Regions from separate parts of the Mus musculus genome. Here all the other regions are linked to region 2. Evidence: chromatin loops called from intact Hi-C (ENCODE). Cell type or tissue: heart. All regions are shown on one strand.

Region 1 (8,000 bases), 53 kb after region 2:
CCAGTTTATTCCAAGTGTTCGTTCTATCCTGTGTGTGTGTGTGGGGGGGTGTCTTTGAGACAAGCTCTCTCCATTATTTTGCTCCAGCTGTCCTGGAACTCACTGCTTGGTCTTGAATTCACAGATATCTGCCTGACTCTGACTCTTGAGTTCTGGGAATAAAAGCAGGTGCCAGCCTTATTATTTTTATGTTTGTGTGTGTGTGTGTTATGGGTGTGTTCCGGTGTTCACGGAAGCTAGAGGAGTTGGGTCCTTTGGAGTTATTGTTTTTGGTGGTTGTGAGTCACACGATGTGTGTGCTGGGAATAGAATTCTAGCCCTCAAGAAGAGCAGCAGATGCTCTTAGCCACCGAGCCATCTCTCTAGCCCCTTTATAAAGACTTTCTAGGGAAGGTCTCACTCGCCCAGGCTGGCTTGGAATTTGAAGTCCTACTGCCTCCATCTCTAAAAGTGTTGGAAATACAGTCATCCAGCACTGAGGACTTGGAAACACTTGGCAGAGGACTGCTCTCTCCCCCTCCCCATCACCCATGGAAGCTGATGAGGTCAGATGGAACCTAGTGCTCTGCCAGATATCAAGAGACAGATGACAAGCTGGGCATGGTGGTGTATGCCATTAATCCCAGTACTCGCAGAGGCAGAGGCAGAGAGGCAGAGAGGCAGAGGCAGAGAGGCAGAGAGGCAGAGAGGCAGAGAGGCAGAGAGAGAGAGGCAGAGAGGCAGAGGCAGAGAGGCAGAGAGAGAGGCAGAGAGGCAGAGAGGCAGAGAGGCAGAGAGGCAGAGGCAGAGGCAGAGAGGCAGAGGCAGAGAGGCAGAGAGAGGCAGAGAGGCAAAGAGAGAGGCAGAGAGGCAGAGAGGCAGAGAGAGAGAGGCAGAGAGGCAGAGAGAGGCAGAGAGGCAGAGAGGCAGAGAGAGAGAGGCAGAGAGGCAGAGGCAGAGAGGCAGAGAGAGAGAGGCAGAGAGGCAGAGAGAGGCAGAGAGGCAGAGAGAGAGAGAGAGGCAGAGAGGCAGAGGCAGAGAGGCAGAGAGAGAGGCAGAGAGGCAGAGAGAGGCAGAGAGGCAGAGAGAGAGAGAGAGGCAGAGAGGCAGAGGCAGAGAGGCAGAGAGAGAGAGGCAGAGAGGCAGAGAGAGGCAGAGAGGCAGAGAGAGGCAGAGAGGCAGAGAGAGAGAGGCAGAGAGGCAGAGGCAGAGAGGCAGAGAGAGAGAGGCAGAGAGGCAGAGGCAGAGAGGCAGAGAGAGAGAGGCAGAGAGGCAGAGGCAGAGGCAGAGAGGCAGAGAGAGGCAGAGAGGCAGAGGCAGAGGCAGAGGCAGAGGCAGAGAGAGAGGCAGAAAGGCAGAGAGGCAGAGAGGCAGAGAGACAGAGGGAGACAGAGAGGCAGAGAGAGGCAGAAAGGCAGAGAGGCAGAGAGGCAGAGAGGCAGAGAGACAGAGGGAGACAGAGAGGCAGAGAGAGAGGCAGAGAGGCAGAGAGGCAGAGAGACAGAGGGAGACAGAGAGGCAGAGAGAGAGGCAGAGAGGCAGAGAGGCAGAGAGACAGAGGGAGACAGAGAGGCAGAGGCAGAGGCAGAGGCAGAGGCAGAGGCAGAGGCAGGTGAATCTCTGTGAATTCAAAGCCAGTGAACTCATTTAGTGAGTGAAACCCTGCTCCCCCAACCAGAAAGAAGAGAAAAGAGACCGATTCTTAGAACTGTAGGCTTTAGCAGAGGGGATCCCAGGGTCAAGAAGGCAGAGGGCATCACACCCTGTTGGCTGTCAGGTAACAGGAAAGATTTCAGAGTTTAACAAAGAGGCCCACAGTTGAGTGAATGCTGACTCCTAATCCCTAAAACCCAGGAGCTCTAGGAAGCCCACAGGAGAGAGCAAGCCCTAGAGAGGAGAGACTTGGGTTTGAATCCTCACTCCACTAGCCACATGCTGTGTGACTCAGAGCAGCTGATGTTACCTCTCTGTGCCCTAATTCCTCAGTACAATGAGATAGCAAACTCATATCCTCAGATGGTCATAAAGATTTAGGAATAACACGTTGGCTCAAATAGCCCAAAACAGGCAGGAATGCTCCTGCTGCCACCACCGCTGAATCTTAAGTCAGTAGATAGTCCTTAAAGAATTTGATTTTTCTGTTAGCTTGTTTTTGGAGATAGGGTCACATGTTGCCCAGGCGAATCTTGAACTTATTATGTAGACTCTGAGCCTCTGATCCTTCTGTCTTCACCCTCCAATGCCAGCGTTACAGGTATGTGCTACTGTGCCTAGTTTTGTGAACTGCTGATGTTTGTCCATGTTAGCAAGCGCTCTGTCTGAACAGCATGCCCAGCTCCATGACATGATTGATTTGGGGCTATCGGGGAAGCAGTCCTGAGTGAGCCTCACATCAAAGAGATGAAGAACTGTGTAAACAAGAGGTATGTCTAAGGGGCTGCAAGATGGCTCAGTGGGTAAGAGCAGTGGCTGCTCTTGCAGAGGACTTGGGTTCAGTTCCCAGCGCCCACATGGCAGCTCACAACTGGCTGTGACTCCAATTCGAGGGACTCCAGTGCCCTCTTCTGACCTCTGTGGGCTCCAGGAACACACTTGGTGCATAGACAGACATGGAGACAAAACACGCATACACATAAGAGAAAGTAAACATTTTTACAATTAAAAGAGCTAGGTTTGAGCCCAGATGCCAAGGGAGTGGGCAAGAGATGGCCACATGATACAGACAGCCCAGAGCTGAGGTTGAGTATGGCTGGAAAGAGCCTAGGGTCCTGAGAGCAGCTCCATATCCCTGTGTCTGTGAGTTTGTTTGCCACCTACCCCTAACAATATGCTTTCCTGTTTGTTTAGGCCCCTAAGTCCTTTAATGCCCCAGAGGCTGCCCCTTGACCCGGGCTCTCCTGAAGTCTCTCATGTTTACATCCGGAATGGAGTCTGGATTGAAGATTGCTACTCTTGACTCTTAGGCCCAAGTTCATCTCTCTCAACTCCCAATTCCTTGGCCTGACTCCATTTCATTATCTCCCACCAGGCTAGGGGTCTGAGGGGCCTCTCTGAACACCTGCTAGCCTCAGTCCTACTGATAAGAGCATCGCCTGTGGGGACAGATCTTTTGGGTCCCTGCGCAGACCAAGGATAAGGCCATGGCTAGGTGATGAGATTGTTAATGATAGAAGGAGCTGAGAGAGAGAGAGAGAGAGAGAGAGAGAGAGAGAGAGAGAGGAACCGAGCCATGGAGAGGATCCCCAGGGGTGGCCAGGAGGAAGAGGCCATGGCAGGGGGCCCTGAGGGGTGAAGAATCTCACTCTTCTGTCCCCGGTGGGCTGGCTGCTCCCCCCTACGGCTCCCCAGCGGGCCCCCGGGGGACCTCGCTCTAATAATGTATTTGATCGACTCGCCGGCCGCGTACAAGCGATTATTGTCTTGTCGGGAGTCAAACGTATCGATCCGGCGAGAAATATGAGCGGAGCAATGGGGCCCGCGTGTCAGTTACCGGCCCCGCTGGCCCTGGGGAGCCCCCTGCGTCTCCTTTAATTACCGCTCAGCCTTGAGCCCAGCCTGGCCTCCTCTATGCTGCCTCCCCGCAGGTTCCCTGCACCTCAGTGTGGCCCCCACTGCTCCCCAATGCCTATTCCCTACCTACCCTACTCATTATGAGGGTCCAGACCCCTTCCTTGGCAGGGAAGCCGCTCTCCACACCCTACCTATCCCATTCCAATCTGCCAGTTCCCCTCACCATCTAAGCCATGTGCCCCACACTCTGCCCCTTTGTCTTTCTCCCCTCCTTCAGCATCTCCTGCATAGGCCCAGAGACTCAGACACAGCTTTCAGCACGGAAGGCCATAGGAATAGAATTTATCCTTAGGGAACCATCGAGGCCTTCCCACTCTGGCCTCACTTGAAGATCCAGGAGGGCCTCACTGGAAATGGGTGTCCCTTCTTTTCCTAGATCACCATCTGGGACCCAGCCTGGTGAATGTGTCTCTGGCCTGCACGATGTTGAATTGGTAAAGGGTAGACTATGGGGGAGGGGCCTTGTCTGGGTTGTATCCCTCCATATCGTGCTAAGTACCACCACTCCCTCAAAAGATAAATCCTAAATGAAAATGGAGCTTACTGGGTAAATCAGGCTTCAAGACAAAAACCTGCTACCTTACTGCCCCCAACTTCTGCTGGGAAGACCCTCGTGTATAGAAAATCTGCCGCCAGCCGCTGTGCGGTCGGCAAATGCCCTCTGAAATGGTCTTTCCGATAATGGGATATTATAGAGTGTAGATGCCCAGGAACTGTCCCCTCTGTGTGCAGCTTAAGAGCTGAGTTCGTTCCTGTCAGGACCATCTGCCAGGTCTTGGGGTGTCCACCTGCACAGGGCTGGGGGCAGAGGGCACCCATGTAGTTCTTTGTGTCCTTCATGGCTGTGCACATGGGAGTGTGGGCACATGTAACCTGGCCTGCGTTGGCCATATGTGTAGATGTGCCCTCTGCCCTGTGGGTCTGGGTGAAGTAGTAGAGCATATGTAGCTGATGAAGCTTGGTCTGCGGGGAGGGGTGATATTGGGGCCATGGTAGAGATGTGCACTAGTGAATCTCTGTGTGTGCATTCGTGTGAAATGCTGGAGGGTTGGTCTGAGAAGAAATACTTCAGTGTATGCATGTATGTAGAAGGATGAATCCAGCCGTCTATGTGTGCACGCGTGTGGTTTGGGGGACCCTCCACTTGGGGTGTAAAGTGTCCTGGATGGCCCTAGTGGATAGGAGAACTGTTTAAGAGATGCCAAGGCAGCTCAGCAACTCGGACTCCAGGAAGCTGAGAGGGAGAAGAGGGCAGTTGGCTCGCGCCTGCCTTTGTCTGCGCTACTGTGCGCCCGAGTCCTGCGCCTTTGTGTGACCCTCGCAGGTGTGCGCGCGGGGCGGGGGAGGATGCGGGCCGGGATGGAGCGGAGGGCGGGGCTCCCTCCTCTGAAGCCGGCCCCGCCCTCCTGCCCATTGACTGGACGCTGCCGCCCTCTGGCGGGCTTCAGGAAAACCGCAGGACTGAGAGCGGAGCGGCTCGCTGAAAGCGCTCCACAGGAACCCTGAGGACTCAAGCTCAGCTCCACTGCCCCGGGTGCACGCGTTTGCCCTCTGACAGGCTTCTAGCTGTCTCTGACTTAGGCCTCCACCCCTCGCCCTAACTGCCACTGTGCCACTGCTCATGGGCACTATTGGCCCGGGATGCCTTACCTGTGGCACAGGTTGCAAGCCTTGGTCTGTCCACAGCATCCTGAGCATCCCCTTTTTTTTTTTTTTTTTACTTTGATGCATCTTGGCCCTGGATCCTTGAGAAAGCCACTGCTCCCTTCTCTGATCTTCAGTCTTGTCGTTTGTAAGACGAATCACAAAATACTGTCAAACTATGACACCTGTTACGTGGGAGGTGCAGGGTTAGGCACTGAGAGATCCCTCCTCGAACAAACCTCAAATTGTGTTTGCCATTGTTATTGTATAGCCTCACCTTCTCTCACAGCCCCACACGCCCTGTTCCAGATGTGTTCGCCCCCACCCCTCCGTGCTGCGGGGGCAGAAGGACTGTATAGATACCTCCTAGTGTGGCCCCAGCAAGAGTCAGTTCTTCCAGCGTCCTCGCTTTCCACCCGACTAAGCCCCTACTCAAATACACTCATGATCTGGGGTCGCCTGGGCCGCTGGGGTCGGCCTGTGGGCCAGGGTATTTTCCCTTCCGAAGGGGGCGGACCGGCCCTGTGGTTTCCTCCCGGGGTGACTTCCGGCAGGGAGGGCTGGCCCCCAGAGAGGGCGGGGAGATGACACAGTTGTTCCCCAGCCCTGGCTGGCGGGCAGCATGGTTCATTCCAGCATGGGGGCTCCAGGTAAGAGGCTGATGCCTTCTCATGGGTGGCGAGGACAAATAGCATATTAGGGCCGTTCTGCTGACCACCTCTGCCAACGGTTCCTGCACCTCCTCTTCGGCTGTCCCCCTTGTTTGGGAGGCCCCGTGCTTTAGTAACATCTTTTCCTTCCTTCACCTAGTCCCCCTCCTCAGCTCCTCTTTGATACTGTTTTGCATTAGGCATGGGGTGTGTGTGTGGGGGGGTATACTTCCAGTCTGTCTCCCCACTGAGGGAACAGGAAAAAGGAAGGGTCATGTGGTTTTTTGTTTGTTTGTTTGTTTGTTTTGTTTTGTTTTTTGCTGGACTTCATATGGGGAACTGGTGGGCTGGGCAGCGTGGGCGATTCTTTAGACACAGGGCTGCAACAGGTTTGGAAGACCAAGCAGTTGCGTTTGTGTGGTGCAGGTGTGCATATGTGTGAGTGTGGGTGTGGTGTCCTGCGTCCTGTGCTTATTGCTATTTCTCCTGGGTGTGCAGGGGGGAGGGCTGCTGTGCGTGGCATTCCTGTGTGCCCGTAGCAGTGATTTCTTCTTGATCCACTTCATTTATTCTGCAAAATGGCACTAATCTTATATATCCCTCAGTCTCCTTATCCTGCTCTGACTTTCTCCGTGGCGCATGCATTCTATGTCTTTGAGTTACTACATGCTTGCCTGGGTGAGCTGGATACGGTGCAGGCACCGTATCAGGTGATTTGCGCTTGGGGACTCATTTCGTAGAAGGTATGCATCTCTGCGCAGACTTAGCATACCTCAGCAGAGTACTGGGAAGTGTAAGGTGATAATACCAGTGCTGAGATATTCCAAGGATCAGTACTTCATGACTGCTTTTCTGGAGCTTTGGTCGAGTGTGCGTCGAGCTCCTGGGTGACCGTAGGTGTGAGTGTTGGCTTGGCGTGCATCCGTCCAACATGCATCAGTATGTGGGGGGCATCGCCAAGTCCCTTCAACAACCGCTGGTTACCGGGCCGTTCTATGTTGGATATTGGTGTTGAAGATATATCAGGGCTAGGCAGCTTCAGGTCTGCTTTTCTGGAGTCACGAGTTCAGTGGAAAGGACAATCCTGTGGTGATCAGACCTGGGATTGGAGGGTGGAGGGTGGAGCAGAGATGATAGAGTCCAGAAGTTATCTAGTTCTGTTGTCATGGTAGTAGGGAGGGCTTCCTGGAGGAGTTCTCTGAGCTAGGATATAAAAATGATGGTGGTAGACAGTAGAAAGATGAGGATTGACAGGTATTTATTTACTGAGGTGGCCGTGTGGGTGTACACATATCTACTTGTTCAGTGTACATATGAAGTCCAGACTGCCATCTGCACACATATAGCGGCTTCACTATGGACTCATTTCAAGTGAGAACTTGTAGCCACTGGACAAAGCATTAGACTTTTTACTGGGGATTTCTGTAGGGTGAAAAAAAAAAGAAAAAGTCCTACCCAGGAGAACTGTTATGGGTTTTCACCGTGTAGCATTGGCAAGAATCAATCCATCGTAAGGATGTGATTAATACATCGTGTGGCCTCGGGCAGATCACTCACCGTCTGATCTCAGGCTCTCCACCCTGGAGAGTCTCAGAGGTCTTCGTGGTTACCTCTCAGAATGAACTGACTCTGGACACGGGTGTATGCATATCAGATTGCCTGTGCCTTTGAATATGCGAATGTGTGTGTGTCACTCTGGATATGAGTAAGTGCATGTGTGTATGCATGTATCTGGATGGGGTTGGTTTTTTTATACACCACCCTATGGCATCATCTGAGTGTGTGTCTCCCTATAGGTTGTGTGTGTGTGTGTGTGTGTGTGTGTGTGTGCGCGCGCACATGCAAATGTGAGTGTGGACAAGTCTGTGTGGAGGTCAGAGGTCAACCTCAGGATGTCAGTCCTTGCCTTCTGTCTTGACACACGCTGGTTGGTTGGCCAACTCCCCCTCTTGTCTTGCCATCTTATCTGTTACAGACTCACATCCCTGCATTTTTGAAAATGGATATCTAGGGACTTGAACTCAGACCCTCGTGGTGTTTGGCCATTTCCCCAACCCCTCCATCTATGGGCTTAAGGAATAGCTGCTTAGGGGATAGGATAGACAGCAGAATTGTCAGGTGGAAAACCAGGGTGTTGTAGACCAAGCCTTGAACCTG
Region 2 (8,000 bases):
TAATCAGCCTGTCTCCCTCTCTCCTCCTTCCTCCCCTCTCCGCACCAGGGACTGATGTCTCCCAGGTTGGCCTAGGTCCTCCTGTGTAGTTGAGGATGACCTTGAACTTCTGACTCTACCGCCTCCACCTCCCAAGTGCTGAGATGACCCGCGTGTGCTACCATGCCCTGTTTATGGGGAGATCAAACCCCGGGAGGGCGTTGTGCAAGCTGGGCAAGCTCCCCGCCGACAGAAGCACATCCTCAGCCTGCCCTAGTTCTCTTTTCAGATTTGTGTATTTATTGTGCGTGTGAGTAGTTTGCCTGCATATGCATGCGTGTGCCTTATGTGCATGCCTGGTGTCTGTGGAGGCCAGAAGAGGGTGTTGGGTCCCCTTGAACTTCGCATAGATAGTTGTAAACCACCATGTGGATGTAGCAAGCGCTTTTAACCCTGAGCCATCTCTTCAGGCCCATGTTCTACATATTTTCTTCTTGAAAAGCATCATCAACTTCCAGGATTTCACCTATTAACTTTATGCTTCTTATTGTTTCTTGAGACAGGGAAGTGGTTCTCAACTTTCCTCATGCAGGGACCCTCATACAGTTCCTCATGCTGTTGTGAAGCCCCCCCCCCAATTATTTCATTGATACTTTATAACTCTAATGTTGCTACTGTTGTGAATTGTAATGTGTATATATTGTATATATTTGTGTTTTCTGCTGTGGTTGACACTGGTGATGGCGGTTGCAAGAGCAAACTGATTTTTGTTTTGTTTTTTTTTAAGACAGGGTTTTCTGTGTAGCCCTGGCTGTCCTGGAACTCACTCTGTAGACCAGGCTGGCCTTGAACTCAGAAATCTGCCTGCCTCTGCCTCCCAAGTGCCAGGATTAAAGGCATATGCCACCACTGCCCAGCTCAAACTGATCTTTCTTGCTTCTACTTTTGTCCCTTCAAATATATCTTCTCCAAAAAAAATTACATTTCCTGGACTAGGTCCTACAGGGTTCCAGGCTGGTACAGGCCTGTTGTCCAAGCTCCCTGACAAGTTAACACAGGAAGATTGCAAGTTCAAGGACTGCCTGCCCTACAGAGTGAGTTCAAGACCAGCCTTGGAAATTCAGTGAGACTGTCTTAAAATATGTAAAAAGAGGGCTGGGGGGGGGGGAGCATAGCTCAGTGGTAGAGCCCCCAGCCCAGAATGTGTGGGTTTTTAGACTCAATCACAGATACCATATTTTAAAAGTAATAATAATAAAACCGGGGCTCGAGAGATAGCTCAGCAATTAAGAGCACTGACTGCTCTTCTAGAGGTCCTGAGTTCAATTCCCAGCAATCACATGGTGGCTCACAACCATCTGTAATGGGATCCGATGCCCTCTTCCGGTGTGTCTAAAGAGAGCTACAGTGTACTCATATATATTAAGTAAGTAAGTAAGTAAATAAATAAATAAATAAAATCTTAAAAAAAAAAATACAAGACCAAACCTCAGTGACTCCTCTCTTCTACTTTCCAATGATATTTAATGTTTGAGCCCCAGGCAGTCTCTTCAGCATCTTTCTCTTACTGTTGACTCTTCAATAACCCCTTCCACAGGGAGACAAACAACTAATCCTCACATGAACGCCGGTCATGGCGTTCTCTCTAATTTTAATGCCTTTCTCCTTGTTGTTAGAAGACTTTTCCCTTTTAAAACTCAGCAGGAAAACCTGCTGGGTTGGGGGTGGCGCACGCCTTTAATCCCAACACTCAGGAGGCAGAGGCAGGCGGGAGTTTGAGACCAGCTTGGTCTGCAGAGCTGGTTTCAGGACAGCCAGGGCTACACAAAGAAACTCTGTCTTGAAAAAAACCCAACTGAATCCAAACCAAAAGACCTCAAGGAAATTCTCCAGGTTAGTTTTGCATGCCAGGGGACTCTACTGTTGTGATTGAAGAAAAAACAAGTTACATATGATTTCACGAGGGTCCTGGGAATTGATCAGGCCATGGTGTGTGTGTGGGGGTGGGGTGGGAGGCAAGCTCCCTTATTTGCTCTGACATCTTGCCAACTCTGTGGTTGGGATTTCTGTATGCATTTCTCTCTCTTACTGGATTGTGAATCCTTGACAAAAAGAAGCAGAGGTGGGCTCTCCCAAGTTGTTCTCTGACTACCATACTCTTGCCGCCCAATAAATAAAGAATAATAATGAATATAAAATATAAAATAGACAAACCTTTTGAAAAAGAAATTATCTTCCCACGTCCCCCGAAGGTGTGAAGATGTTCACACCTGCCCGACCCTCCCTTTCCTTTTTGTTGTCTTGTTTTGTTTTGTTTTGTTTTGTTTTGTTTTGTTTTGTTTTGTTTTGAGACAGGGTCTCACCGTGTTGCTTTGGCTGGCCTGGAACAGGCTAAGTAGATCATCAGGCTATCCTTGAACTCATAAAGCTCTGCCTGTCTCTGTTTCCTGAGTGCTGGAACTAACGGTGAGGGCCATGTCCACTCCCACCTCTGTGTTTGAGATGCTCTCATTAAAGTGCCTAGACAGGCTTTGAACTTCCGGTCTCCTTGCCTCAGCCTTCAAGGAAGCTGGGATTACAGGCCTGAGCCACCATGCCCCAGGGTCTCACTATGTAGCTCAGGCTGGCCTTGAATCTCCACCTACTCATTTCTGCCTTCTCAGTGGTAGAGTACAGGCACGTGTCGACTCACACAGCTAAAGTTCATTTTACTATTAAGGAAGGCGGTTGGGGAATTGGCTGGAACTTTGAGCCTGACTGGATGTGAGGAGGAGAAACAGGTCAAGGATGGGGGTCGTTTATCTGAATTAACTTGACTAGGGGGGTGGAGGGGGCAGGAACCCGTGTCTGGGTGTGCTGCATGCACCGATTTGAGATGTTAATTTGGAATTGCTTTCAAGAGGGGCTTTGGGAGGGAGTGCTAAACTGTAGACAAATTTAGGATTGCCGCCGTGGAGATAGCAGATGTGGGGTGGGGGGTGGGGACGGGATGATTCAAGCTTGCACGGAACTGAGAAATCAGGCCTTCTTGGCTGCTGAGAGCGTACTTTTGAATATGATTGCGGTTGTATGCTGCAAAGAAGGGAAGCCAGGTAGGGTTGAAAAGCTCATGTTGGATTTAAGATGTGGGCTGGCCTGGAGCCTGAGAAGGCGCGTGATGGGAGTGGTCTGGCCTGGGCTCCTGAAGGGTCAGGCTGGGCTTGGCCACGGAGTTGTTGGTAATGCATCACTCTGGCCACCAGGGGGCAGCAGCCACATGGACTCCAGAGCGTTGACTGTGATCAGCAAGCCTGGCTGATGTGGTCAGAGACTTAGGGAGCTCCGACGCAGTTGAGGCTACTTGGTAGTTGGATAGCTTTCCCAAGTGAAGGGAGCTGAAAGATGGCAGGGGACTCTTTTCGGACAGTTCCCATTCCTGTCTTAGAGAATCCCCATGGACCATTGGGGATGTAGATAGCTTATTTGACACCATGTCTCAGTAGCCCTGGGGTTGTGTCTTCACTGTCTCTTGGTTTGTTTAAATTGGGGAGGGGGAAGGAGTTGTTTGTTGCTTGTTTGTTTGTTTGTTTGTTTGTTTTGAAACGTTCTCACTGTGTAGCTTTGGCTGGTCTTGGAACTCTCTATGTAGACCAGGCTGGCCTTGAACTCACAGAGATCCAACTGTCTCTGCTTCTCCAATTAAAAGGTTACACCACCACATCTTTCTACATAAATATTAATTAATAGTTACTATTAATCAATATTAATATTATCAGTACAAGGTCTGTCTATGTAGCCCAGGAAAACCTCATATGTTCCATCCCCCTGCCTCAGCCTCCCAGGGATTGTAGGCAAGTCCCACACCCAATTTGTTTGTTTTGTTTTCCTTCCTGTCTTTTTTTTTTTTTAATTAAATGTTTACAAAATTCTATGTGTATGGGTGTTTTGCCTGCATATGTGTGTATCACATTTGGCCTGGTGCCTGCAGAGACCAGAAGAGGTTGCCAGATCCCCTGGAACTGGAGTTACAGATGGTTTTGAGCCACCACATGGGGGGCTGGGAATCAAACCTGGGTCTTCTGGAAGAGCCAGAGCTCTTAGCTGATGAGCTGACTCTCCAGCCCCTCCTTCCTGAATTTTCTTTGATACCATCTCACATAGCCCGAACTGGCCTTGAACTTACTACGTGGTCAAGGTGGTCAAGGATATTTTAAGACAGCCTCTCTCTTTTTAGCGTCCCCCTTCTAGTGCACAGAGAAAGCTCAGGGCCCTGTGAATGCAAACCAAGCGCTTCCCCTGTGGGATTTACTTTATTTATTTGTTTCCTTGAATCTTGTTTTCTCCCATTTATCATTGCATTATTATTTCCAACTATGTGTTTGTGTGTTGTTATATGTACACAATATGTGGGGGTAACTGGAGACCAGAGGAGCTGTTGGACCCCCTGGAGCTAGAATTCCATGGAGTTGTGACCTGCTTGGGGTGGGTGCTGGGGATCGAACTCAGATCCTCTGCAAAGGCAATGCACTTTTTGCAGCATTTCCCTTCAGCCATTTCCCCACATTTTATTTTATTTCCTGGACTAATTTATGATCCTTCTGCTTTAACTTCCTAAGCAGCTTGGATCATAGGCCTGAACCTCCTGCCTCTGCCCACCAAGTGCTGGGATTGCGGTGCCCTCCACCATGTCTGGCAAGTGTTCTTGTTGACTGGGGAACACTCCTCATCTTTCTCCCTCTTGATCATGTCTTATCTCAGGCGTCATCTCTTTCCAGAAGCCTCCAGCACACAGTATGGTTTTTATGCACCCAATGTCACCAAGTTTAAAATTAATGCTTTTTTTTGTTTTTAACTTATGGGGTCTACAAATGCATGGCATGCCTGAGGATATTGGGGGACAGTGTGCAGGTATGGGTTCTCTCCTGCCACCATGCAAATCCTGAGACTCACACTCAGGCTGTCAGTATCTTTACCCACCGAGCCTTCTCACTAGCCCCAAACTCTCCAATTAAAAAAAAATTACTTAATACATGTAACACATAGACAGAAAGAATTATTTAATGTATGGAGAGAGAAAGATAGAGAGTGGAGTAGAGGGATGGAAACTCATAGCCTGGCCTTGAACTCACGTCGAGCAGTCTGCCTCTGCCTTCCCAGTGCTGGGGGTATGCAATGCCACAGAAGACCCTAACTCACTGATTTTAATTTGTTTGAGATAGGTATAGTATGATGTACACACACACACACACACACACACACACACACACACACACACACAGAGAGAGAGAGAGAGAGAGAGAGAGAGAGAGAGAGAGAGAGAGAGAGCAGTGTAACCACCACAGTTGTGATCCAAAACGTTTCCACGAGCCTGGGACTCTCAGCGTCCCATTGCTCTGGGTCCTGTCCCTCCACTCTGGCCTTCTGCAGCAGTTGACCATAGTGCTAGTGCCTAGAAAACGTATGAACATAGCTTGACAGTATGCAATCCTACACACAGCTACCCTCAGGTTTTTGCTTTGTTTGTTTGCTTGCTTGCTTGTTTGTGATAGGGACTTGATATGTAGCCCAGGCTGTCCTCAAATTCACGGCAACCTTGTCTCTGATTTACAAGTGCTGGAATTACAGCTGTGTGCCACTGCATCTGGCTTGTTCTCTTGGACAGAACACTGTAGAACAGGCTGGCCTGGAACCTTAGGTAGTTAAACATGCATACCCACCCTTAAGGTACAAACATACACACACACACACACACACACACACACACACACACACACTCAAACACACACACACACACACCCCAACACTCACACACACATACACACTCACACACACACACACCCCACACACACACATTTGGAGAGGCAGAGTGTGTGTAAAAATAGAAAGGAAGGGCGGGAAGAAGAAAGGAAAGAAAGGCTGCCAGAATGGTTCACCAGGTAAAGGTGCTTGCTGCCAAGTCTGACAGCCTGAGTTCAATTCCTGGCATCTACTTGTTGGAAAAGAGAGCTGTGTCCTGAAAGTTGTCCCCTCTCTCTTTCTCTCTCTCTCTCTCTCTCTCACACACACACACACTCTCTCTCTCTCACACACACACTCACACACACACACAAGCCTGAAAAGAAAAGAACATAGCTTGCAGAATATTGCACATTATATTCTAGAGGACAACTTTTTATTTTATTTTATGTGTTTAAATGATTTGCCCGCATGTACGTCTGTGCACCATGTGTGTGCCTAGTGCTTGAGGAGGCAAGAGGAGGGCACTGGATCCCCTGGGACTGGAGTTACAAATGGTCATGAGCCACCATGTGGAAGCTGAGAATAGAACCCAAGGTCTCTGGAAGAACAGCCAGTGCCACGGAGCCATCTCTTCACCCCCGGAGGATGACTTCTGTGGGTTGCTTCTGGGAACCAAATTCAGATCACCCAACTTTTACAGCGATCTCCTTTGCCTGCTGAGTCAGCTCAGCTGCCTAGGATACTGCTATTTTTCCATGTGCTCCTGAAATATGAACATACAGAGTAAGGAGTGTCCAGAGAGTATGCTCACTCAGGCACATGTGTGGCCCTTTGAGCATATGATACTTCTGGAAATGGGGCTTTCTCAGAAGCATGGGGCACCCTCATTTCCTGTGTCTGTCGTGGCCAGCATGCCTCGTACATCCTTGTGTGTTCTGGGATCATAACTCAGGGCAAGGAGACTCCTAGAAGTCATTGAGGATGAGTGGTATCCAGCGCTTGCTTGACTCTCCTGTGCAATCTTCTGTTGTAGCTGAGGAACACTGCTTAATGTGAACATTCTAGATAATCAAGAGATATTGGACCCTAGGGACATGACTCAGCAGACAAGAGCACTGGCTGCTTTTCCAGAGGACATAGGTTCAATTCCCAGAAACCACATGGCAGTTCATAATGTCTGTGACTCAAGTTCCAGGGAATCCAGTGCCCTCACACAGACGTATATGCAGGCCAAACACCAATGGACATACTAAGCCACACATGTGGCCTGCGCCTGTAATCCCAGCACTCGGGGGATTGGGGCAAGAGGGTTGAGGCGAATTTAAGGCTAGTCTACTACTTTAAGGCTGCACTACTGTGTGAACCCATATCAGACAACTCACAGCTGTCTATAACTCTAGCTCATGGGGATCCAAGGTCTTCTTATGGCCTCCAAGGGCTTTCACATCACATGTGCATGTGCACATGCACACATGTGCACACACACACACATACACACACACACCTAAATAATAACAAATCATTCAGGGTCCTGGTGGTGCATGCCTTTAATCCCAGTGTTCGGGCCGAAGAGGCAGGCAGTTCTCTGAGTTCAAGGCCATCCTGGACTACAGACTGAGTTCCAAGACAGCCAGGGCTACACAGAGAAACCCTGTCTTGAAAAACAACAACAAAGGTCTGGAGAGATGGCTCAGTGGTTAAGGGCAATAACTGCTCTTCCAGAGGCCTGGGGTTCAAATCCCAGCACACACATGGCAGCTCACAACTGTCTGTAACCCCCAGATCTGACACCCTCACACAGACATACATTAAGGCAAAATACCAATACACATAAAGATAAATTTTTAAAAAATTCTTAAAACAAAAACCTCACGGGCTAAGATGGCTGGGTTGATAAAATGCTAGACTTGCAAGCACAGGATTCCAGATATGATCCTCCAACCTCGGTGGAAAAGCCCGGTGCTGAGGAGTGTGGCATATTGTAACCCCAGCATCAGGGAGATGCTGCATCCCTGGGACTCAGCCACCATCCAGCCTGGCTTAACTGGGGACCTTCAGGACAAGGAGAGACATTGTCACAGATGAACAGCTCTCAAAAGACACAGGAAACTGACCTCTGTCCTCCATGTGCACATATGCACACGTACCCTCACATACCTATGTACCTACAGATAAACAAACACACACACTCAACGATTTTTAGACACTAACACTCTCCCAAAGAGATTATGTACAATAAATACACACTGTCCAGAAAGCGAATAGTGCATAGCATGTGTCTCTCGACATCTCTTCGGTCCTTA
Region 3 (8,000 bases), 82 kb after region 2:
GGGACATAGCTTGGTGTATAAAGTATGCTGACAAAGCATGGTGAAGACTCAGGTAGATCCCTAGCATCCTTGTAAAAATTGTGGGCTCAACAGTTCTTTCTTACCTGCGATCCTAGCTCTGTGACAACAGGACACTTGGGGCTTGCTGGCCCACCAGCCTAGCTGACTTGTTGGCCTTCTGGTTCAATGAGAGACCCTGTCTTAAAACATGAAGTGAAGAGTGACTGCCATCCTGTCCCTACATTCATATATACACATGTATACAGGCATGCGCATGCATGCACGAGTGTACAAAGATAAGTATGTGGGGAGGCAGGCATAAGGGAGAGGATTGAGAGAGAATTTAGTCTATAATTTAGAAATTTTTCTAAAGCCAGGGCTGGTAGCACATACTTATAACTCCAGCACTCAGGAGGCTGAGGCAGAAGGACTGCCCTGAGTTTGAGTTCATCTGGGCTACAGTGTGAGACCCTAACTCAAAAGACCAAAGCACAATTGTTTTAGCTGGAGGCATGGCCACTTGGTAAGGGTGCTTACAGGAGTTCCTGGGTTCCATCTACAGCACTGCATAAACCTCTGGTGCTGGCATATGCCTGTAATCCCAGAACTCACAAGGTAGAGGCAGGAGGCAGTGTTCAAAAGGATCAGAGGGTTCAAGACCACCCTTGGCTACACGGCCGGATGGGGTAGCCTGAAATCCACAACTAGGGTTTGTCACATGCGGGGCAGGCAGGCCGGCAATTAAACCAGGTGCCAAGTCTCCTGAGAGGCGTTCAACAGGGGAGTGGCGTGATTTGATTGACCCCTTATGGCTCCTTGTGTTGGCTGATGGGAAGAGGGGCTATAGATCTGGATGTAGAATCGAGAGCCATTGGAAGTGGGCACACAGGTGGGAGGGGAGGCTGGCTTGCACAGGAAGGGTGTGGTGTAGGAACATGGATTGCATTGGCCAAGAACTGATTTTGGCTTCTGTACCTGGTTGGTTTTCCAAATTAGAAAAGAAGCAAGTGTTTCATTGGACCTGTTGGGTCTTGAATTTACCACCACCACCACCACCAGGGTCTCACCATGAAGCCCTGGCTGACCTCTAACTCAATGAGATCCATAAGCCCCCTCCCTGAGTGCTGGGATTAAAGGTGTGTACCTCCATAGCTAGCCTGAGGAGTCTCTTAATTACTCAAGTTGGGGCCGTCACGCAGGCAGGCCGGTATCTCTGGCTAACACTCCACAGAGCCTGGGTGGGAACTGGACCTTGTTCCTGGTTAAGAGGACAGATTTGAAAGGCAGATGAGGTTCGCACCGTTAACAGCTCACGATGGGGTAGGATGCGTGAGGGGACAGTGGCGGCTTGCGCCTGTGTGTAAGTAATGCGTTCAGATTTCTAAAGCGCTCTCTGAATAATGACATCACTCCGGCCCCAGTGAAACCCGGGGAAGAATTACCCAGTTTTCTCTCATTTCCCAGATAAGAAAGCTGGCACCCAGAGGCAAGAATGATTCAATAATCGTGACTCCAAAGTCAGGCTATTTAACATACTTGTCACCACAAATATTTATCATCTCTGTATGGTAGAAACATTTAAGGTCTCTGGGGGGAGGGGGCAAGCGGGTTCTGAGGTGCAGCTTGCCTGGCATGCCTGAGGTCCTGGGTTCAATCCCTAGCACTGACAATAATAATAATTATAATAGTTGTTGTGGTGGTTTTCAGACAGAGTCTCTTGTAACCCATTCTGGGCTGGAAGTCTCTATGCAGCCCGAGCTGACCTTGAACGCCTCAACTTCCTGCCTCTGCCTCTGAGGTGCTGAGACTGCAGGCATACCCCACATACCACACCCCGCTCTTTTTAGCTGTTTGGAAATATGCAATATGTCATTAACTACAGCTACTTCCCTGCTGTGCCAGAACAACAGAACTTTTCCTTCCTATCTAACCGAAACTGTACCCACTGACAGTGTCACCCTGCTGCCCATCCCCCACGCGCAGAACGCAGTGACAGCTCCTGTTCTCTCCTTTCCCACAGTTCGACTCTTCCCCCCCCCCCCCCCACCGCTCTCCGGCCTATTCTTGAGTCAAGGGTGTATCCAGACCTGGTCACCATCTGCCAACACCCTCCAGTCATGGTGGTGGGGCTTTTCAGGGGCGGGAGGCATGGTGGGGTGAGGGCCTCCTCTCTGTGCACTGGGGTGAGGCGCAGCACCTGGGCCATTGTCGCAGCTGGCCAGCTCCGGGGCTCTGACCTCTTCCCATTCACTCACATAGCTTTCTACCCCACCCCCACCTTCACCCCCAGTGGGGACTGAGGCCCAATGAGAAAGTGATCGCTTACACTGCCATGCCTTCACCCGTGTAGCGCATTAGCTGTGTGTCTGTCTCTCTGTCCCCGTCTGTCTTTTTTTTTTAAAGATTTATTTATTTATTATATGTAAGTACACTGTAGCTGTCTTCAGACACTCCAGAAGAGGGCGTCAGATCTCATTACAGATGGTTTTGAGCCACCATGTGGTTGTTGGGAATTGAACTCAGGACCTTTGGAAGAGCAGTCAGTGCTCTTACCCACTGAGCCATCTCACCAGTCCTTTTTTGTTTGTTTGTTTGTTTTGTTTTGTTTTGCCTTTTTCAAGACAGGGTTTCTCTGTGTAGCCCTGGAACTCACTCTGTAGACCAGGCTGGCCTCGAACTCAGAAATCTGCCTGCCTCTGCCTCCCGAGTGCTGGGATTAAAGGCGTGCGCCACCATGCCCGGCTTCCCAGTCTGTCTTTAGCAAAGCATAGTCAGACTGCCCTGTAACCTGTTGGGTAGTGTATGCACTGGAAGCAAGAACTGGCTCCTTCCCAGGCTGGGTGTGGTGATGGTAATGCCCACCTATAATCCCAGCATTGAGAAGGCAGAGGCAGGAAAGATTATAACAAGTTTGAGGCCAGCCTGGGCTATATAGTGTGTTCCCAGCCAGCCTGGGCTACATAATAAACTGAATCGTAGAAAAGAGCTGGTCTCTTCCCTTCTCAGCTTCAGTAGGGTATGCTAACCCTCCCAGCTGGTTAGAGACAAAAAAATTGATTTATAAAATAGGCTGTCCAGGGTCTCTTCCAGCAGCTGTCAGCTCACTCAACTTCACCATTTGAGGCTTGAGTAGCGCGCCCCCAAGTGGCTAAAGAGAGCCAAGCGGCCTCTGGATTGTAGACCGATGGGGCCTCCTACTGGCCAAGCCCTGTGCCGGGTCTACTCCCTCCACGCTAAAATCTCTAACGATTTTTATTCCTTCACTCAGCAAATTAGGGTAGGGTTGGATATGTGCGGGCACCTTTCTTGGCGAGGATAAAGTAGACGGTTTTGTGTGTCTGTCGTAGCTGAGAGAAAGACAGGAAGCAGTTCCAGAAGAGCAGAGGAGAATGTGATGTGAAGAATGGCTTCGTGACAGGGAAGGGAGATAGGGGAGCAGGTGGCCGCCTGAGGAAGAGCACTGATGGAAACGTGAATGAAGTGGAAGGGGGTGGGTCTTAGCATAAATAGCAAAGGCCTGGGCTGAGTGACAAGCACTGGAGGTTCATTTCTGGCTTGAGTGACAAGGAGGGGCTGTGTGGCCGGACAGGGATCAGAGGGCAGGAAAGTCTCAAGGAGAGGAAAGGCCCGGCCGAGCCAGGCTGCAGCCAAGTGCTTGGATGCTATCCCACATGGGGACAAAAGACAGTGCAGGCCAGATGGTTTAAAGTTCACAGTAGGACTGGTGAGATGGCTCAGTGGTTAAGAGCACTGACTGCTCTTCCGAAGGTCCGAAGTTCAAATCCCAGCAACCACATGGTGGCTCACAACCATCCGTAATGAGATCTGACGCCCTCTTCTGGAGTGTCTGAAGACAGCTACAGTGTACTTATGTATAATAATAAATCTTTGGGCGAGCGCGTATTGCCAGGCAATGGTGGCACACTTCTTTAATCCTAGCACTTGGGAGGCAGAGACAGGGATTTCTGAGTTTGAGGTTAGCCTGGTTTGCAGAGTGAGTTCTAGGATGGTCGGGACTGCACAGAGAAACCTTGTCTTTAAAGATGGCTCAGCAGTTAAGAGCACTGGCTGCTCTTCCAGAGGTCCTGAGTTCAATTCCCAGCACCCACATAGTGGCTCATAACCATCTATTATAGAATCCGATACCCCTTTCTGGTGTGTCTGAAGACAATGACAGTGTACTTGTCTTAAATAAATAAATCTTGAAAGAAAGAGAGAGGAAGAGAGAGAGAGAGCAAACAAGCAAAAACATTTTTTTCATCATGATGCTTTTTTGCATCTTACCAAAACCTTTTGTGGAAACTAAAAAAAAAAAAAATTTAAAGTTTGCATCAAGTCACATGCATCCAAAAGGACATGAAAATGAGTGGACTGGATCTGTGGGAGTTGGGGGCGGGCAGGAGAGGGTAACAAGGCAAATATGGCTGAAATACATAGGTGCAGTATGGAAATATCAGAAGCCCAGTGTCATATATAATTAATATATACTAATAACAGTTGGGCCATGGGGTGGCTCAGCACATAAAGATGCTCCCTGCCGAGGCGCGAGGTCACATCCCAGCACTCAGGTGACAACCCACAAGCACCCGTGACTCTGCCTATGAGGAGTCTGACTCCTTCTTCAGGCCTCCATGTGTACACACTTACAGCCACACACATACATATGCATGTGCACACACCCAACCCACACCCAGACATCTGCAGCAGGAGGATGGCAGGTCATGGTCAGCCTCAGCTACACGGGGAATCTCGAGCCAGCTCGAGATTCATGTAGTCAGCTACATGAGACACTGACTCAGGAGAAAAAGAACCTCAGAAGTCTGTTGCTATCAGACCCTCTCTGGGTGCCTGGGAGTAGATGTGCTGTGACTTGGACCAGGATGGTGACAGTGGAAAGGGGAAGAAAAAGCAATGGGGGGGGGGGGGTGGATGGGCTGCACGGGAAGGGGAGAGGAAGGCAGGGATCAAAGTTGGCTCCCAAGTCCCAGTCTGTGTAGCCAGACTGGGGTATGGCTACAGTTGTTTATTTTGTTTTACTAAGACATGCCTCTGCCTGCTAGAGGCTCAGCCTAGCAGAGGAAGGATAGGCATTAGCAAGTGCACCGCCCTGTAAGGAGGGCGGTAGAGACAGGACGGGTGACCCTTTGTGGGCCCTGAAGGGTGCACCACTTGGAGAGCCTTTGGAAGAAAGACATCAGCCGGGTGGTACTTACCTGGGATGCTAGCACTTGGGAGGAGGAGGCAAGGAAGACCAATGGGCTCGAAAGGCTATCCTGCCTAAGGCAATGAGTATCAAGCCAGGCAGAGCTACTGGGAGGGGAGGGGAGGGGTAGGGAGGGAAGGAGATAGGAAGGGAAGGAGGACGGAGAGGGAGGGAGGAGAGGAAGGGAAAGAGACAGAGAATGGTAGAGAAAATGAGAGAGGCAGAGAGAGAGAGTGTGTGTGTGTAGGGAATATGAACTATAGAATTGAGTTCTGAACCTTAGATGGCGCCACTATCATGGACATTTAAGTTTCGCTGCTTCTCAGCTGATCCACAGCTGGAGGGACAGGGGCGTGGGGAGTTTTATAGGGCTTAGGGTATCTGGGGAACAGTAGAGTAGATTCAGTCCCGAAGGATGTGGTATCCTTTGTCAAATTATGAACAGCATGCCAAACACAAGCACACAGATCAGGTTCCCAATAACAGTGCACTCCCATGCTGGTGGCACACAGATCAGGTTCCCAATAACAGTGCACTCCCATGCTGGTGGCACTCGGAAGCCTTCAGAGATCGGGACATGCAAATAGAAATGCAAGCAGGATCCCACAGGAGGTCATGACCACATGGGGAAGTTTGCGTTATTGCTGATTCCAGGGACTCGGGTTATTTCTCTGATCCAGAGCTGGTGTGCACTTGAGCTGGAGCAGAGGCCCTTCGTGGGAAGGACGGCACACGTGCACACATCTGGTGGCTTCACACCCAGGAATGGAACTGTTGGGTGATAAGGAAGGCAGGTGCATGCCCAGCTTGAATTAGTTTGCTCGCGCTGCTGTAACAAAGAGCCACCGTCTGGTGACTTAAACCGCAGACCGTTCTGGAAGCCGGGAGTGTGGCAGGAGGTGTGGGCACGGCCTCCAGTCCTCTCCTGTTGGCTTGTAGACACCTTCTTTCCTGAGCCTGTTTACATCATCTCTGCTCTATTTGTATCTATATCAAAATTTGTTCCCCTTTAAAACAAACATTTGCCTTCCATGTGTGTAGTGGGTTGTGGGTCTGTGTTCTGCACTGCCCTGGTGGTTGGGGTATGGAAGAGTCGCTGGGGAAAGCACAAGACATGGTTCAGGGGGTGGGAGAACGTGGTCTAAGATGTGGCAGACCAAAGCTGGGGTCCCCTGACTTCCGGCCATTGTGGTGTCACACATCGTAGTCAGGAATGAAGGATTGGGGGTCCACAGGCCACAGGTCGGAGATGAGGCCTGGAATGCTGGGGACCCTCTGGCTGAAGACAAGGATGACAAGTGGGGAACTTCATCAGTGAAAGTCCTTAGCTTAGCGACTGTTGTTTGGAAGCTCAGAGAGGCCTTCTACAGGAGACTTAGGCCGTGGCTCTGTAGATGAAGGCCTTCTCCATGCTCCCCAGGATAGTTAGTTCTCCATGAAAGAGACAGTCCACATTTATCCATACTGGAGGAGTGTCTAGAGAGGAAAACCCTCAGGGCCTCTAGGTATCTCATTAGCATGGAGAACTCTGATGTGGGGAGTGTGGCCAGGAGTCAGATAGGGGACAGGGAGGCACTTACCGTCTCAGGTGGGTACCTAGATACCAGGGTCTCAGACCCACTCTATCCTACCAACTTTCCTGGCATGGTCCACTGTCCCACGGTGGGCACCATTGTGCCAAGGCATATGTGTGGAGGTCAGAGATGGTCTAGGGGGTCAGACTCAGATTGTCAGGATAGGCAGCAAGCCCTTTTACCCACTGAGCCATTGTGCCAGCACACCTAGGCAGCTAAATCACCGGCCTCATGAACATTAGGCAAGTTCTCTACTATGCTACGCCCCCAGCCCCTCACTGGTGGATTCTAGGCACATATTCTACCACTGAGCTAACACTTGCAGCCCTTTTCTTTCTCTTTCTTTCTTTTTTTCTTTCTTTCTTTCTTTCTTTCTTTCTTTCTTTCTTTCTTTCTTTCTTTGATTTTATTAATTTATCATATGTAAGTACACTGTAGCTGTCTTCAGACACTCCAGAAGAGGGTGCCAGATCTCGTTACAGATGGTTGTGAGCCACCATGTGGTTGTCGGGAATTGAACTCAGGACCTCTGGAAGAGCAGTCAGTGCTCTTAACCGCTGAGCCATCTCTCCAGCTCCGCCTTTCCTTTTTTCTTTTTTTAAAGGTTTATTTATTATTATATCTAAGTACACTGTAGCTGTCTTCAGATGCACCAGAAGAGGACATCAGATCTCATCACGGATGGCTGTGAGCCACCATGTGGTTGCTGGGATTTGAACTCAGGACCTCTGGAAGAGCAGTCGGTGCTCTTAACCACTGAGCCATCTCTCCAGCCCGCCTTTTCTTTTTTTAAAGATTGATTGATTAGTTGATTGATTGATTGATTGATTGATTGATTTTAGCTGGGTGGTGGTGGTACCCACCTTTAGTCTCAGCATTCTGGAGGCAGAGGGAGGTGAGTCTCTGAGTTCAAATCTAGTGTGGTGTTCAACACAAGTTCTAGGATAGCCAAGGCTACAAAAAAGAAACTCTTTCTCTCTCTCTCTCTCTCTCTCTCTCTCTCTCTCTCTCAGACACACACACACACACACCAAATTTAAAATTTTTTAAAATTATGTATACATGTGTGCCTGGGGGTGCCACACTGTGTGAGTCACCTTGGAAGCCAGGAGAGCGTGTTAGCTTCTCCAGACCTAGAGTTATAAGTGGTTGTGAGCTGCCAGATAGCTTTTAAAGTAGTGATTTTTTAAACATTTATTTATTTATTTAACATATATGAGTAT

The links. Hi-C counts contacts between places; a loop is a spot of excess contacts. Peaks named below come from ENCODE experiments on the same cell type or tissue, not always from the same donor. Only the 100,000 strongest peaks of a DNase experiment are listed, where the experiment ranks them.
Region 1: a loop joins it to region 2, with 5 times the contacts of the local background. A loop is called at or near these places in 33 of 42 quality-filtered maps.
Region 3: a loop joins it to region 2, with 5 times the contacts of the local background. A loop is called at or near these places in 20 of 42 quality-filtered maps.

The regions. Positions count from the first base shown.
Region 1 is chr7:25,130,268-25,138,267 of GRCm38, reverse strand. Pou2f2 (POU domain, class 2, transcription factor 2) reads left to right here and starts at 5,808. Exons shown (of 15, transcript NM_001163554.1): 1 at 5,808-5,843. The coding sequence starts at 5,816. In heart, a CTCF peak has its summit at 4,994 (motif pointing left); DNase peaks (open chromatin) are centred at 4,967 and 5,767; H3K4me3 peaks cover 1,214 bases; H3K27ac peaks cover 416 bases; H3K27me3 peaks cover 7,169 bases.
Region 2 is chr7:25,183,081-25,191,080 of GRCm38, reverse strand. No RefSeq gene overlaps it. Among named protein-coding and RNA genes, the nearest start is that of Mir7048, 31 kb to the left of the region's middle. In heart, no CTCF peak of the experiment used is centred here; a DNase peak (open chromatin) is centred at 3,210; H3K27me3 peaks cover 3,889 bases.
Region 3 is chr7:25,101,151-25,109,150 of GRCm38, reverse strand. All of the region lies in intron 5 of Pou2f2 (POU domain, class 2, transcription factor 2), which reads left to right. Among named protein-coding and RNA genes, the nearest start is that of Mir6537, 8.0 kb to the right of the region's middle. In heart, CTCF peaks have their summits at 3,170 (motif pointing left) and 7,204 (motif pointing right); a DNase peak (open chromatin) is centred at 3,180; H3K4me3 peaks cover 498 bases; H3K27ac peaks cover 1,255 bases.